2 separate regions of the Homo sapiens genome follow, and region 2 is linked to region 1. Evidence: read pairs that join two places in POLR2A ChIA-PET (ENCODE). Cell type or tissue: MCF 10A. All regions are shown on one strand.

Region 1 (2,500 bases):
TCCAGCCTGGGCGACAGAGCGAGACTCCGTCTCAAAAACAAAAACAAAAATTCTCAAACTCTAAAATTGACTTCAGGCTGGGCATAGTGGCTAACGCCTATAATCTCAGCACTTTGAGAGGCTAAGGTGGGAGGATTACTTGAGCCTAGGAGTTTGAGACCAGCCTGGGCTACATGGTGAGACCCCATCTCTTAAAAAAAAAAAATTCCGTGGAACACTTATAGAATATGTTAGATAGGTCATTTTTTTAGTGCAGTTTACAATGGTTTATTCAACATAGCAAAAACTATCTGCTGAGAAAAATTTAGAACAGACATGAGTTGTGCAAAAAGCAAAAAGAACTTCACTCAAAAGCATTTTTTGCTTTAAAATTTGGTAGTTAAAAACAGGGCTTCCTTTCAGTTGTTTCATTTTGTTTGGAAATATTTACTTTTTAGTCTTAATTATATTTGACATAACTTACTTCTTAAAGAAGAAGGGTAATAATACCCCAATTCTTATAAGTTTAATTTTTCTTGGTGAGGACTTATTCAAAATCAACTTTAAAAAAACCACTCAGGCCAGGTGCGGTGGCTCACACCTGTAATCCCAGCACTTTGGGAGGCTGAGGCAGGTGGATCACTTGAGGTCAGGAGTTCAAGACTAGCCCGGCCAACATGGTGAAACCCCATCTCTAATAAATACAAAAATTAGCCAGGCACAGTGGCACGTGCCTGTAATCCCAGCTACTCAGGATCGTGAGGCAGGAGCATTGCTTGAACCTGGGAGGCGAAGGTTTCAGTGAGCCAAGATCATGCCACTACACTCCAGCCTGGGTGACAGAGCGAGACTCAGACCATGTCCTCTCCCTCTCACTCCCCGCAAAAAGAGAAGAACATGGCAAATGGCAGTTACAGCGAAGAAACACACTCAGGAAGGAGGCTTCAAAATCGTTTTTTCAAAGTCTACTGTGTGCCCTGTTTTAAGTGCTGAGAAAACAGGAAAGGCCAAGAAAGACAAAGTTCCTGCCCTTGTGGAGCTTACAAATAAGCACGGGGAGAAAAGAAAACAAGCACATACATACAGACATGATCATCAGAAGTGAGATGGAACAGCAACAATCAGTGTCGCAATCAGATGAGAGGGCCAGGGGATGGGGACAGTGGTGGTGATTGGGAGGGTTGGGCAGACTGGCTGGCTGAGATGGACTTCTCTGAGGCGGGGGCATTTAATCTAAGATGCCAACAATGAGTCAGCCATGAGAAAATGTGGGAGAGGAGCCTTTCAAATGAAGACGCGTGCAAATGCTGTCACCAACCTCTCTCACTCTGATGACACAAAATGTACTGACAGCACTGAGCTACCATGTGTGCCTATTAGAAATCATATTTACATTTCCAGTCTTTTGGATTTGAGACATCTGGTACTGATATCTGTATCTTCTAGATGTTTCAATAGGGGGTCCATTAGAAAATCTGAGTTATAAAAAAAATTAAAAACATAGGGGATAAAGAGAATGAAAATAACAAGAAAGCAATATTAAAACACACATACAGTTTACATTTAAATGCCCCAAAGGAGATGTGTTGGAGCTGTTTGGGGATCCATCCAGCCAAATATAACCACACACCAAGAGGTTTTGTTAGGGGACATGAAAGTAACTATAACAGAATAGGAAAACCAAATTTACACACTTGTATGTGGATCATTTAGAATATAAACAATTCACTCTGAAAAAAAGTTTTATAAATTCCTCTGGTATTGACATAAACTAAGCATAATAAACTCAAGTGTGAAATTAGATTTATTTGTAATGACAAGGTCAGTTTGAGAACCTGCCTTCAGTGATAGTGATGCTTTGGCTGAAACAATTCAGCTCAAACTCTTGGCATTATGATCATCCTTTTCCTAACATGTGTATTGAAGGTCCCAAAATAGTCCCAGGGCCTGCCTGGCTTTTATGAATATTCTAGCCAGTCCAAAGGAGGGCAACACATACTGTATCCAGACATGAAACAAATGTCATCAAGGAGGCCACTGAACCACCTCTCTAAAGGAAAGACAGCTGGAGTACTCCACTGGGCAGAAGATTGGGAAAGAATTGTGGCTGGCAATTTGGCATACAGAAAGAAGAGAAGAGAACACTGTTTTCAAATGGGAAACAGAAAATGAGACGGGAAAATGAAAGCACATTCCCAGATGGAGCAATTTTATTTCCAAACATGATTCAGAATAGATAGATGCTTTGCTACCTCCACACTGGATTTTCACTTTATAAAATATATTTGCTATTAAAATCATTCATAAAATCTACCTTCCCCTTCGTAGTGGGAAATAAGCAAAGTCAAAGGTTAAAAGGTCATGCATAAAATAGATCCACCAAGATAATTATATAATAGTCTTAAATTCTTCACAAATCAATAAAACATTAATTTATACTTCACTATACAGCACTTCAAGGTTTTTCTTTATATATTAATGTTTATATTTCACAGACAATTTTACAAAAAGATTATCATTT
Region 2 (2,500 bases), 57 kb after region 1:
CCCATCCCCAAAAAAAAGACCCATCTTTGGGCCAGGCCTAGCGGCTTACACTTTAATCCTAGCACTTTGGGAGGCCAAGGCGGGTGGACTGCCAGAGCTAAGTTTGAAACCAGCCTGGGCATCATGGTAAAACCCCATCTCTACTAAAAATACAAAAAGCTAGCTGGGTGTGGCAGGTACATGCCTGTGGTCCCAGCTACTTGGGAGGCTGAGATGGGAGGATGGCTTGAGCCTGGGAGGCAGAGGCTGCGGTGAGGACACCACTGCACTCCAGCCTGGGCAACAGAGTGAGACTCTATCTCAACAACAACAAAAAAGAGCCCATCTTCACTGGGCTCATAATGGGCTTCTCTTGACCTAATAATTCTCTCTAGTCTAGGTCTCAGCCTTCATTTCTTCATACATCTTTCTTCAATAAATCCCTTCCCTAAGGCTTCAATCTTAAATGGATGCAAATGAAGTCGTATAATTTTAAAACCCAAAGGGCCCACAAATACAGACTGTCTTCTTGGAAACTGATGCCCAGAGAGATGAGTGACAAGCTCTGAGTCACCCAGTTACAGACACGTTCAGACAAGAATCAGGGCAGCAGGTTTCTACTTCAAGATTCTTTCATTATATCTTGATTGAAAATAGTTCCAGTTTATCTCAATGCTTCTGCAACCCTAACTTTTTTTTTCTCTTCCCCTTCATCGACTTAACTTTATACTTATTTTGTTTTGATTTTTCTCCCACTCTTCTGTTCCATCTGTTCCCCTAGACCTAGAAGTAGAGCATCATTCTAAATCCTCACCACGTGCAACCTTGTTAGACAAGTACGACAACCAGATCTCTGACCTCTCTTTGACATCTCTGGCTTTCCAGGCTTTTGTAGCCTTTTTACCAACTTAGAATTTTAGAATGTCAGAGCTGGAAGGAAAACTACAGAGCAGCCTTTCCCAAACATTCTACAGAACAGCAGATGGAGGACACAACTTTGCAATGAGAGCAGGCTGAAGAGTTCTGAGATCTGTGATTCACTCAGCTCAGGAAATTGCTGCCCAGCAATTCTCCTCTCAGAGATTCACAATGCACGTCAGCTTTTGAAACACACTGACAAGTCCCAGCAGGCGGTGAGAAATTTACTTAACTCTGCTTAAACTTTAGTCTTTTCACAACTCTTCACATCCCTTGAGACTGCTTTGGGAAGGCCTTGCCTAGCCCCCTTGTTTTACAGATGAAGACTGAGTCCATCCTTGACATGAGTAACCAATGTCCTGCTCTATATATTGGGGCCAGGGCTCCAACCCAGCTGAGTCCCAGCCCAGAGCATCCTCTTGAAGTATTTCTCCTCTGCTGGATCCAGTTCTTTCCGGTCTTCCGCACACCAAATACCCAACACTTCACCTGGTACTACACATAGTGTATTCACATAGTGACTAGTGTTCACACAGTGTAAAAGATGTCCACATAGTGTGTATTTCTGTGGGGGACAGAAGGGTGGATGCTTGCTCTTATTTCAGCTTGATCTTACGTCCAATTGTATAGGACATAGGACTGTACTGATTTTGCTTGCATAAGTTCTATGTGATGCTCGATACTGGGATGTGGACATGCAAAGCCATCCCAATGATCTAAGAGGTTCCAAGGGACTAGAGGAATAAGCCCAGAGTATCCTGAAGGAGATTTGAGGTGAAGGCTCTTCACATGGGCATCCTAGGTTTTATGCAAAAGTGGCGGGTGATCCTGGGCCCTTCCAGAAATGTGGTAGTACATGCTAAACTTTCCGCACTTCCTTTGCATTTTCTCCTAACTTCATAACCAGCTTCCCGTTTTCTCACTTTTCCTATTGTCTTTCTCACACCAAGTTTTCCTAGTTGATTCCAGAGGCCTTCATGTGCCAGGAATCAAGGTCTCTTCCCCATTTTTTCTTGGGGGAGGGAGAGCTAGGAAGGACTAACATGTAGGAGTTTTAAGAAAGTGGAAAACATGCTTTGCCTAAAAAGAAGTGGGCTGGAAGTTACGCAAACAGCTTGCTGCTTTTCTGTTTGGGCATCTCCTGAACAACTGTACAGTTAACGGACAATAATGGTGAGAATTAAAGGGTGGGTGACAGAAGCTTTCACTGATGAGAGATAGCCTGTACTCCTTTAATCCAACCAAATAGGCCTACTTCCCAAACATGCAGCTTGGTTTTGTTGATGGTTTATTTTCTTCTCCTCTATCACCCATGCCACCCGCTTCTCTTGGCCCCTGCGTGATACTATTCTGACCCATTCTTCAAGGTACAGCTTCAATCTGAACCTTTGTAATACCATCCTGGCTCAGTTTTCACCCCTTGGAGTTCACAGCCTTGTACTGCCCATTTGAAAATCACCCATGTACTGACGGCCTCCTAACGTCTCTAGGCTTATGTTCCTGATTATTTTTGCTTGCTGCACAATATCTTTCATCTTCTCAAATAGATTCTGAATCTCTGAAGCACAGGAACCATTTGCAACACTTGTAAAAATGAAAGTAA

What was found. ChIA-PET counts read pairs that join two places held together with the same protein. Peaks named below come from ENCODE experiments on the same cell type or tissue, not always from the same donor. Only the 100,000 strongest peaks of a DNase experiment are listed, where the experiment ranks them.
Region 2: POLR2A ChIA-PET joins it to region 1 with 6 read pairs; 6 of 35 experiments call an interaction of 5 or more read pairs at or near these places.

The regions. Positions count from the first base shown.
Region 1 is chr3:172,628,484-172,630,983 of GRCh38, forward strand. NCEH1 (neutral cholesterol ester hydrolase 1) reads right to left here. Exons shown (of 5, transcript NM_020792.6): 5 at 1,766-2,500. Among named protein-coding and RNA genes, the nearest start is that of LINC02068, 34 kb to the left of the region's middle. In MCF 10A, no CTCF peak of the experiment used is centred here; a DNase peak (open chromatin) is centred at 1,168.
Region 2 is chr3:172,684,985-172,687,484 of GRCh38, forward strand. The region is part of intron 1 of NCEH1 (neutral cholesterol ester hydrolase 1); the gene reads right to left. Among named protein-coding and RNA genes, the nearest start is that of NCEH1, 25 kb to the right of the region's middle. In MCF 10A, no CTCF peak of the experiment used is centred here; DNase peaks (open chromatin) are centred at 547 and 1,077.